Linked DNA regions of Homo sapiens: region 1 is linked to region 2. Evidence: chromatin contacts called from ENCODE Hi-C or POLR2A ChIA-PET data. All regions are on one chromosome and are shown on one strand. The core of a region is the stretch at or near the end of the contact, and the rest is flanking DNA. Distances in the headings are between cores, read along the strand shown. Region 1 overlaps GMDS (GDP-mannose 4,6-dehydratase). Region 2 overlaps GMDS (GDP-mannose 4,6-dehydratase).

Region 1 (6,083 bases), core at 316-2,815, 360 kb before region 2:
AGCTGTAGTCACTGAATTGGGAAACCTAATGCAGCAGGAGCAATTGGATCCCAGGGGCCAAGTGGCAGCGCTCAGCCTGTGGTGTTGGCTAGTTCATCCTGTGTGTCTAATGTGGGTAGGTATCACCAGGTATTTGAAGTCCTGAATAGAACAAAGGTTGACCCTCTTAACAAGTAAGAACTCTTCCTGCCTGACTGTCTTGAGCTGGGACATGGTCTTTTCCTCCCTTTGGACTCAAATTAAAATGTTATCTCCTTTTGGTTCTTGAACCTGTCAGCTTTCATGCTGGAACTTACACCATTGGCTCTCCTGGGTCTACAGCTTATTGACTGCAGATCTTGGGACTTCTCAGCCTCTATAATCACACGAGCCAGTTTGTTGTAGTAAATCTCTCTCTCTCTCTCACACACACACACACACATAGACACACACATGTTGTTGGTCCAGTTTTCCTGGAGAACCCTGACTAACACAGCTATTTAGTGTTTGCCTCTCCTGGACCCTGTGGACCTGCTCAAGAATCCCACATGATGTGAGTGGGCTTGGAAATCTGACTTTTCCTTGGTGATTCTCTTTCCACCTGAGAATCAAGGCAGATGACAGGATTTCTGACACTTCCCTTGCTTGTAGGCAATTTTTATAGTCCCTGTTCACTGTTAGGACAGTTTATTATTGTCACCTGGGCCTATTATTCAGCATTATAAAAGTAGCCTCCTAGGCACATGTCATCGGTCGTGATTGAATATATCAAGAACTTGTCCAGACTTTCCTTACGACAGTTTACATCAGCTACACTACAGTGTGCAAGGATCAATGAGAAAATGAGAGAGCTGTCTAGATCAGTGGGCTGTTGCTCCTCTAATTTTTTATTTTTTGATGTAGTCCCAGAGCCGATAGAGTGAGTGAGAGGGATGGCCACAAGGAACAAAGGATGGCAGGAATGAACTGAAATTGCAGTGGCCCCAGAGCTTGGAGAGCAGGAGGGAACTCGGTTTCCTGTGGAAGCAGTGTGGGTGGGAAGTATGCATCACTGCTGCTGTCTCCTCTCAACCCAGGGCCACTTCTTAGACGTTACTTATCTCATGGGTCTCACTCAAATCTGGTAATGTAGGGAAGCACCAGGAAAGTTTTGTGTGTGTGTGTGTGTGTGTGTGTGTGTGTGTGTGTGTGTGTGTGTGTGTTGGAATGTTATGAAAACCTGATATTTTTATTCTATTATTTGAACCAGGAATAATTTTGCTAGCAATAAGTAAGACTGTTTTAAGTATGAAGTTTAAAATTCTAACCCTGAATACATGAGACTAGAAAAAACAATAAGGTCTACTCCTTTTTTCTGCTTCCTTTTAGCAGACAAGTACTTTCAAGCCCCAGAGGTATAAGGAAAAAATTATGGGAAAGAACTTTGGAAACAGATGTCTATTATTTGATTTGAGCCACAGAAAGCCACAGTCTTAATTAGTGGAACCCTGGTGTTCCATGGGAGGAGATTTTGAGAACCACCAAACTTGTCTAGTCAGTTCCTTGTCACCATTGCAAAAACTGGCCTCCCTACGCTGTGGCTTACTCACAATTCCCAGGTCATGTAGCTTGGGGCAGAAGCATGATTAGAACCTAGGCACCCACAGGTATTCTTTCTGCTCCTTGGAAAATGGACTTCCTTTATTTTTAAAATAGGCATTGGAATGTATATCTTGGTGTGGCTCTGGGGCCAGTTTAGTCTCAAGAGATTTTTGTCTATGAATGCAGTGACCTTATCAAGCATAGACAATTTCCTGTGTCATTAAGATGTTCCTTGGCAGAATATTATTTTTCTTGGTGAATATATTGTGGTATAAAACATGCATAGAGAACCAGCTCTGTTTTTTTCTGAGTGAATTAGCTGTATTGTAGCTTATCTGTGGCAAGATCTTGCTTTTGAGTTTATTGACAGTGACTCCTGTCATTAGTGACTTGCTTGAATGAGGTCTTGGCTTTCTCTCCTTTTATTTTGACTTTTTAGCAGTCTGAGTCACAGCCAGGAAGTCCTTTGAAACCAAACCCTTAGCCCTTTTTTGTGTTTCAGGGACAGTTTGGGAAATGTCCCTTAAAGGGGTCCTTTGGTTTCTCTGTTGGGTCCCTTATCTTTTTCACCAGCCCCACGTAGGTCCTTGTTCTGTCCTAGACTGATTGGTTTGAAGGTCACAGTGGGGAATTGGGGGTTCCCCCACCACCTCTGGGTCAGCACTTTATAGCACAGTTTTATTAAGATGTGGAAAATGAATTTTCAAATCCTCAAGTACACCCAAATTGAAACAGAAAACCTCCAAGAAACACTGTGAAGCTTCCTGAGGGAAGCTGTCAATCCTCTGATAATTCCTAAATCTTGTCCCAGTACTCATAAGATGTCAGATGGTAGATACAGTAGGTGCACTGAAAGCACCTGTGGTCAGTCGTGTCATTTGTTACTATTTAACAGCTTGTTTCAGTCAGTGAGCAAAACTAACATATACACAGAACTAAAGATTTTATACTTTAAAATTATCTTAGCATATAGGCCGGGTGTGGTGGCTCACGCTTGTAATCCCAGCACTTTGGGAGGCCGAGGCAGGCGGATCACAAGGTCAGGAGATCGAGACCATCCTGGTGAACATGGTGAAATCCCGTCTCTACTAAAAATACAAAAAATTAGCTGGGCGTGATGGTGTGCCCGTAGTCCCAGCTACTTGGGAGGCTGAGGCATGAGAATTGCTTGAACCTGGGAGGCAGAGGTTGCAGTGAGCCGAGATCACACCATTGCACTCCAGCTAGGGCAACAGAGAGAGACTCCGTCTCAAAAAAAAAAAGTTAACATATAATCCTTTTGACAAAGTTTATTAAAAATAATTCTTTCAAAGAGCTTCAGGGTATGGTCATTGATTATTCAGCTTGAAAGAATAAAGAAAATATATTTAGAGAAGTGGTATTTATTGGAATATTTGCAGTCTGTGCTCATTCAGTAAATTGAGTTTGAACAACAATACATCAGAGTCTTTGGTCAGGTGTGGTCGTGGCTCATGCCTGTAATCCAGCACTTTGGGAGGCCGAGGTGGGTGGATAGCTTAGGCTCAGGAGTTGGAGACCAGCCTAGGCAACATGGTGAAATTCCATCTCTACAAAAAATTAGCCAGGTGTGGTGGTGTGCACCTCTAGTTCCAGCTACCCAGGAGGCTGAGGTAGCTGGAACTACCTGGTGGTTGAGGCTGTAGCGAGCCATGATGGCACCACTACACTGCAGCCTGGGCAACACCTGTCTCAAAATCTTCATAGACTTATATAACAACCATGACAATTGAATGACATTTTTCTACAACTTGAAAATTTGTCTTTAAAAAGAATCTATTTTAAAAAAGAGTTAATAAAGTTGGAGTTTGGTGTCAGACCTAGGTTGATTCCTAGTTCTTTCTAGCTGAAAAGTGTTCCACCTATAAAATGGGATCATAGTAGTGCTTATCCATTATATCTTAGTGAAGATTAAATGTTAGAAGCTGTGTTACATATTTAGTGCAAGGCCTGGACACTCTCTGTTAATGTCAGCCACTGTCACTCTTCTGATGAGAAATTGTTATCCGAACTTCACTCTTCTCAGAGTTCAGATATGATATTTTGGCTGAACTTGCAATTTAGAAAGATAAAAACTATCGCATGTAGTAAAAATCTGTTGGAAAATATAGTACTACTTTTCTTTAATGGGGGAGAAGTTTATGTTTTTCTTTGAAATATGTTAATATTTAGGCTTAAATTGTTCATAGTTGCTTTCTATTAACTCTAAAAGATTGAATGATTTTTTCAGCCCAAGATTTTTTGTAGGTTTCGTTGTTAATTTATGCTCCTGTGCATGGTGCTATATAATATGACTATAAAATTGCATATTTTATATATTACAGTTGACCCTTAACACGGGTTTGAACTTTTTTTCAATAAATATATTGGAAGATGTTTTGGAGATTTGTGACAATTTGAAAAAACACATAGATGAACTGTGTAGCCTAGAAATATTGAAAAAATTGGCCGGGTGCTGTGGCTCACACCTGTAGTCCCAGCACTTTGGGAGGCCAAGGCAGGCAGATCACCTGAGGTCAGGTTCGAAACCAGCTTGGCCAACATGGTGAAACCCCATCTCTAGTAAAAATACCAAAATTAGTTGGGCGTGGTGGCATACGTCTGCAATCCCAGTTACTTGGGAGGCTGAGGCAGGAGCATTGCTTGAGCCTGGGAGATGGAGGTTACAGTGAGCCGAGATCATGCCACTGCACTCCAGCCTGGCCGGCAGAGCAAGACTCTGTCTCAAAAAAAAAAAAAAAAAAAAAAGAAAAAAAGAAATATTGAAAAAATTAAGAAAAAGGTATGCCATGAATGCATAAAATGTATGTAGATATTAGTCTGTTTTGTCATTTACTCTCATAAAATATACACAAATCTATCATAAAACGTTAAAATTGGCTGGATGTGGTGGCTCATGCCTATAATCCCAGCACTTTGGGAGGCTGAGGTGGGCGGATCATGTGAGCCCAAGAGTAGGCAATTAGCAGTTAAATTTTTGGGATCAGAAGTTATCTGAGGATTTCTGACTGCACAGGAGGTCGGTACCCCTCTGTCTCCTCCCCCTCACATTGTTCAAGGGTCAACTATACGTAGAAGGAATTTTTAAAAATAACTTTTTTGGCCTAAATTTAATATGTATCCCCAAAGTTGGACTTAGTTTAACTTAACATGTGATAGAAACACTGGAAGTGTTGACTTTCATGAAGTGTCGCAATTCTAAAAAATTGAGGAAAAATTCAGTACATATTCAGTACCTGTGTTTATCCAGAGCACATAATTACTTATCTTCCTTCTAAACCCCAACCTAATGTTCAGTGATTTCTTTTCTTGTGAGAGTTAAGCTTGATGCTTTTTGATGTAAGTAGGTATACTTGTCAAAAACAGCTAAGAACTTGGCTCACCTCACCGCCTCTGGCAGCGTAAGGAATTAACCACCGTGGACACTGTGGGGAGGAAGCATCATTGATGCCGGTTGGCAAAGGAAAGGCCATAGTCAGCGCATCCATGTTGCCACTGCTTTGAGTGAGCGCTAGGGGGCGGTAAGAAGCGATTCGCTAAGTCCCCATCCTAACTTTCCCCACTTTCTTGCCCCAATACTGAAGGGAAGTCAGACCAAATATCTTGATAAACAAAAAGTGGCCAGCAGATAGCCAAAGAGGTTTTTACTAAGGAGTGAGCAGTTTTGATTTGTGATTCTTACTGAGGTTGGAAGTTCCTATTTTGATGTCTTCTGAAACATTATCACTTCCATTTAACTGATGGGGAATGCCATTTTATTTTAGCATCTAGATTATTTATTTGAGGTTGATTGGAAATTTTGCTTTACAATTCTTTTTCATTTTTCAGAAAAACCAGTTGTCACATATTTATGCTTTACTTTTGTGTTGTATTTTTACCAAACTGTAGGAAGTACTTTTTTCAATTATAAATTAAGGAATCCCTCCCAGAGCAGTTACATGAATGTCAAATTGAGATAGCCTTTGAATTCTGTTTCCCTTATGCGTACATATGTTTTATTTTGCTATTGTTTTTAAACTATTATATATGTATGTATATATGTATATAGCATTACTAGAAACTATTTTGCTATTGTTTTTAAACTATTATATATATAGCATTACTAGAAACTATGAAGGGAAAATAAAAGCTGGAACCAGCAAGGTGATGAAAAGGCCACTGTGGGAGTTGAACATGAAAGAATGGTGCTTTCATGAGGAAGGAGGTATTGATGTGGTTTTGGGGGCTGAGGTTTGTTTTTGTTTCAGCTACCATCTTAGAGACAATAGTGAATCAGAACTGTATCAGGCAGGCAGATTTTAATGCCCATTTCCAAACAGAGATGTCTCTCTTAGATACTCAGGGAAAGAGTCACATAGACCATCTGTATTTGTTCTGCTTCTCATTTTACCCTTGAGGAATGAAGGAATTCTGTTGAACAGTGCCAGCATTAGTTTAGGCTGAAACATATAATTGTATTGAGTAATAAAGGAATTTTAAAATTCCTGTTTTTTCCTGTGGCTCTC
Region 2 (5,898 bases), core at 1,400-3,899:
CATTCCTGTAGTCCCACCTACTCAGGAGGCTGAGGCAGGAGAAACACTTGAACCCAGGAGGCGGAGGTTGCAGTGAGCTGAGATCACACCACTGCCCTCCAGCCTGGGTGACAGAGCTAGACTCCATCTCAAAAAAAGAAAAGAAAAGAAATGGTTGTGAGTAGGAGTCATAAGAACATTCTGCTGGCCTTTTATAGATGTCTAACCCTCCTGAGAAAGGTTGGTGTTACTATCCACTTTTTACAAATTAGTAAACTGAGACTTAAAGAGTTGAAGAAGCTCACCAATATCAATACAACCTGTGTTTGGAGTTGCTAGGGTTCACAACCAGAGTTCTCAGAATCGGAAGCTTCTTTATTTCCATATATCATGTTACTTAAACTAGACCTTATTCACCTTGGAAACCTAAATTTTATTTCAGGAGACCTTGTCGAGAAGGAAGAATTTCAGAGGCCAACCACCATATGGGCATCATCAAGCAGCCCTAGTCAAGGTGGGAGGAAGGAAGGGAAGGCTGGCCTCCTCTTCCCCTGGCCTCCTGCTCTCTTCCCTTACTGCAAAGCTCTGAATCACTGAGACCATTGCAGCTAGCTGGGATTTTAATTTTTTTTAAAAAAAGACATTAAGGTATGAATGACCTACTATCTTAACCCTTGGAGAGTCTGTTAATCTAAACAAATCTCCAACCGATATAAATGTGTGAGGAGGTATTTGAAGTAGTGGTTGAGTTTTCTTGTGTGTTCAGAGAGGGAGTCCCAAAATTAGTGTATCTAGGAACAAAGTACGCAGTTTGTTTCGTAGGCTGTAACCCTGAAATCAACAATGTGTGTTAGTGGCAACATACAGCATTAAATGGGTAGCATATGCATATATCAAGAGTCATCTTCTCTGGAGTCTCCCTCCAGTTTTAATTCTCCCTCCCTCCCCAGCCCCTCAGCCAATTTCTCTTGATTTCCTTGCTTTGCCTTCCTTCTTTCCTGACTTCTGTTATTCTAGAATGTGACTAGAAAGTAGGGAAGGAAAAGCACAGCCCTATTTTCTCGTCTTCTTTCACCTATTTCGATAATAATGAAGACCTTCAGACTTAAAAGTATATCTTGATCACAGTTTTCCCATTTAAAAATTATTCCCATCAGAGGTATCACAACTTGAAAAAGAAAACTAGACCAAAGGCAGGTGGCTGGGAGTCAAAAGGCACCGTGTTGCCAAGGCTTGAGCTTTCTTAGATATATGCCATCCACTCCAGCATATCATCGTTAGAGATTAAATCCATAATAAATTGGATGTTTTAAAGAGACTGTTTTTTATTATCTGAACATTGAGGGGAAAAGAAGGAGGGAGCGGGGGACTCTTTGCCAGCGGGAAGCACAGAACTAGCTGCCTCCCCTCACCACCCGCACCCTCCACCCTCGTCACGGCCAGTTCTCCACTCTTACTCCACCTCCAGCCCAGATCCCTGGCTCCAGTCCCTTCCCTCGCTAATCTTTGACCTACACGATATCCTAGGGATCGGTAGGAGTAAAGGTTTGAAAGTTCCTATTTGAAAACAAGTCTTAGTGATCAAAATGCCTCTTTGCTGGCTGGTGAAGTATGGACCAGGCCCAGAACACCCTATGTTTGACAGAAGTAAGTTGGGGGATTTTTAAGTTATTTGTGTTCCAGTACTTTCCATAAGGAAGAAGTATGTTTTGAAGCAAGCAAGATACAGGTTTGTGTTGCCACCAGTGTGTCATAGCCTGCAGTTCACACACCCGGTGTAGGTGTCAACAAAGCTGTCTCGTATTCTCCAACAGTATGCGATGCCAAAACCAGAAAATGGGATCTGATTGCAAGGGAGGCACTGGCAAAACAGAACTTTACAGTGCTCGGTTCTGTTTGACATTTAGGGGACATTCGCTTGGAGGACTCCCAAACAAGTAATACGCCAAGAGAAGGGATGGCTTCTGCCTTCTCTTGGAGATTCAGCGGGTGGCTGGCTTTAGGCAGAATTACAGAGCCTTCTGATCCAAAGGAGCCTCACGCTTCTACCTCCACATGGGCCTCACTCACATTCCAGCTACGAGAAAGCCTGGATGCTCTTCCAGACCCACCCACACAAAAGGTTTGCACAAGACTCAGTGGTTCTACAGGTTCTGCTCTTATCTGAGAACTAAGTACAGAAACAGTTTCTTAATATTTCTTTAAAAATCTGGTTTCTTTTAAAATTATCCACTACAGTGACTTATATGAAAATCATACCACAGTGTGGAGTTGCATCTTGCAATGATAGCTTTTAAATTCTTAAAACTTTTAAGACAGGAGTGTGTGTGTGTGTGTGTGTGTGTGTGTGTGTGTGTGTGTGTGTGTGCTCTGTAATTAGAAGTAAATTTATACATCAAAATTTAAGCAAGGTTGTTCTTCAGAGTGCAGTCACAGTTAATGAAATTTCTAGAACTTTGGAATGAGTGCTTTTCTGAAGCTGGTACAAACTGAGATCGAAACCAAAACTGGAAAAATGTGAAAACTTTGTGTCCTTTGACTCCTTTGTTCAAGAATTGCAGGAAGATGTTTTCCAGGAGTACTTTTGAATATATAAAACCAGGAAATAACTATGTGACATTCCTAGCATTAGAACTGAAAAATGAGTCAGAGACAAAACTGAAACAAACAGAGACATCAAAGTGTCTGTTATCAAAGTGCAGATGCCTTGACTTGTTAGCAAACCTGTCCTGGTATATGCCAAGGCATGGGATCTGGTAATTATAGAGGACACTCCAAGCTGTGCCCATTGGGGTCCACAAATGCACACCTTCCCTTGTATTTATGTGAATGGTGTCCCTTGGAACATAATTTCTGAGCTTCCTGGGTTCAGATACCGGCTCTGCCACACATCCTAGCTGTGAAATGCTGGCCAAGTCTATTAAGTTCTTTCTGCCTCAGTTTCTCTCTATGTAAAATGAAGATAATATTCATACTTACCTCATAGGATTCCAGTGGGAAATTAAACACATTAATGTGTGTAGCTTTGGACTGTGACTATTTTAAAATGTTAGTAACTCTGATGATGATGATAGTACTGACATATACTTGCCACTGTGCTTTTCATTGTACAAATCAAAACATCACAAAACACTTACTTGAGAGGAGCTTTCAGTTTCATAGAAAGTCAGCATAGGTGGACACAAGTCTATTAAAATATTTATGACCTAAGCTCAAGAAGGAAGTGAGAGAGTTCTTTTTACCTTTTTAACATGTGGAGTTTACCAGATACACCTGTGCTTATAGCAGGCCAGCTATAACATTTAAATGACAATTTTTCCACTGACTGGGGGGTGGGGACGCTTTCATGACAAAACTGTTTCACCTCAGATCATCAAGCATTAGAGTTTCATAAGGAGTGTGCCACCTGGATCCCTCGCACGTGCAGTTCACAGTAGGGTTCACGCTCCTGTGAGAATCTGATGCCTTGGCTAATCTGTCAGGAGGCAGAGCTCAGGCAGTAATGCTCGCTTGCAGGCTGCTCACCTCCTGCTTTGCGGCCCAGTTCCTAACAGGCCATATACTGGTACTGGTCCCTGGCCTGGGGTTTAGGGATCCCTGCTTGAGCACACAGCAGTCATGATCTAAGGATCATTTGTTGGGCATATAGTAACACCATTCTTCCTACATTTTTGAGCCATTTGAATAAACATTCCTCACTGAATCAGATCACTTTTTTACTGACTTACTGTAAGGGAATGGGTAAAGCATCTGATGAGCGTATCAAACATCACTACAGTTTGAAGGAGCTACATCTTTCCTAAGTGCAGAGGAAGGAAGAAGCTTGTTCTCTGCTTCCTCAAGTTTTTCGCTACTAAAACAAAGTGAGCATTTGAATGGAAAACACAGCAAATTAATATTTTATGATTGTTATTTTTAACTGAAGCGAGAGGGTCAGTGAATTATTATGTTGCTAATGGAGCAAGTGTATGTAGAAGTTCAATATTAGAAGATTGAAATAAATTTTGAGGGTTGTGATTTGAAGTCATATTATCCCAAGGAAATTTTCCAAAACAGCATCAAATCTGAGCTCCCAAACATGACTTGATCATTATGAGCATTTGGGGAGCTTTATAAAATTAGAGTTTCCTGGGCCCCTCTCCAGTATACCTAATTGCAGTCTGCAGGCGTGAGGCCTGAGAATTTGTATTTTTTAAAAGTGCCACAAGGGTCTGAAAATACACTAAGAGTAGTCTATAACCTGGACCAGCTTCACTTTTTATCCTATTTTTTGAAGATCTATCATACTGAAAAATGACAAGTTTCATACTTTTTCTTACATAGATTTTTTTTCCTACATGTCTTCCTGCCTAAGATTTAATGACTACAGATCCCAGATCTCGGTAAGCCTACAAGGAGGAACTATGAGGCTGGGTGGACTTCCAGAGCCAGCATTCCAGGATCTCTTCCCCAGAGCCCTGTCCACAGTTCACAGCTGCAGAGCCCTCCAGGTCCTGTGGGGTTGTTGAATAGAGAAGCATACACAACCCTGTGCTTACATGGGGAGAAGAACTCTTTCCGCTGAAGCCACACCTCTGGTTACCACTTTCTCTTCCGATACAGGCATCCTGCTAATTTGGTGGAGTTTGTAGAGAGAAGAGAACTGGCCAGTCCCCGCCTTCCCCCCATCTCTGGCCTCACTGTTTATTGGGTCACTGTGACTATGCAGATTATATATTTCGGATAAATTATTAGCATTCATCTGAGTGCTTATTTAGGGTCCTGTTGCAAATGTTTCTTGAATATTTTAAAATTAAGGAGATGTTTAAATTGAGTACACTGAAATGTGGATGACTGTTAATGTGAATGAACTGCTTTCAGAATAAGAACATTTATTTACAAGTTCTTTAAATTGCAAAGCTTATTATACCATTGAAGCATTTCATGTGAACTTTCTGTTTTGAACTAATCTTTAAATTTTATTTGCATTCAAAGCATATTTCCTCCTGATTTGCCCATTTCTCATTGTTTGATTATCATTTTAAAATCTGTAATGTTTCATTCACCTTTTAATTTTTCCCCAATAAGGAAATACAGTTTATGAGGCACGCATAGATACTCTTCCTAATAAATGATTTAAGAGAAATATATGCATATATGCATCATATATCTGTATGTATATATACAGATATATGGGAAAAGGGATGAATATTCAGAAGGAAGATCAGTAGACTCCACACAGTCATTTTAGCCATTAGACTAGTGTTGTATGCATTAGTGTAATTTTGATGCCTTGTGGGTTTTAGATATAACTGGGAATTCCTTAAAAAACAAAAAATCTGTACCTCAGAGTCTTTGGTAGCATGTAGAAGTCTATGTATGAAAATACATTCATTTTTGATGATGATGATGATTGTTATTATTTTTGAGACGGAGTCTGACTGTGTCACCTTGGCAAGAGTGCAGTAGTGCTGTCTCAGCTCACTGTAACCTCTGCCTCCCGGACTCAAGTGATCCTCCCACCTCAGCCTCCAGAGTAGCTGGGACTACAGGCATGCGCCACCATGCCTGGCTAATTTTTGTGTTTTTGTTTTTGTTTTGTAGAGATGGGGCTTCGCTATGTTTCCCAGGCTGGTCTCAAACTCCTGGGCTCAAGTAATCACCCACCCCACCTCAGCCTCCCAAAGTGCTGGGATTACAGGGGTGAGCCACCGCACCTTGACCCCAGCCTCATTTTAGATTACTTAGGATATCATCGTCCAGGTGCAGTGGCTCACCCCTGTAAATTAACTTTTAAATACATTTAATCTAGAATGGACCATCTGTCTCCTTTTCAGAGGTTCCATATGATTTTTATATATTTGGGATAAGAATGACGTGTCCCGAATAGTACACATATAAAGGTCTTGTCAGGAAATGTATATAGCTCTCAATCAATCT

What was found. Hi-C counts contacts between places; a loop is a spot of excess contacts on that map. ChIA-PET counts read pairs that join two places held with the same protein, here RNA polymerase II (POLR2A). Pooled maps may share reads with other maps.
Region 1: a map with no recorded cell type shows a loop between it and region 2 (1.9-fold over the local background). The contact joins two enhancer-like sites. A Hi-C loop is called at or near these places in 2 of 37 single-sample maps with no recorded cell type and 2 of 50 pooled maps. POLR2A ChIA-PET finds 5 or more read pairs at or near these places in 1 of 52 experiments (activated CD4-positive, alpha-beta T cell).

What each region holds. Positions count from the first base shown.
Region 1 is chr6:2,157,758-2,163,840 of GRCh38, reverse strand. All of the region lies in intron 1 of GMDS (GDP-mannose 4,6-dehydratase), which reads left to right. Among named protein-coding and RNA genes, the nearest start is that of GMDS, 85 kb to the left of the region's middle. Within about 2 kb of position 1,565, at least 5 of the 41 ENCODE cell types and tissues checked have a DNase peak (open chromatin) inside an H3K27ac peak, as active enhancers do.
Region 2 is chr6:1,794,687-1,800,584 of GRCh38, reverse strand. The region is part of intron 7 of GMDS (GDP-mannose 4,6-dehydratase); the gene reads left to right. Among named protein-coding and RNA genes, the nearest start is that of FOXC1, 190 kb to the right of the region's middle. RefSeq lists an enhancer at 3,201-3,380. Within about 2 kb of position 2,649, at least 4 of the 41 ENCODE cell types and tissues checked have a DNase peak (open chromatin) inside an H3K27ac peak, as active enhancers do.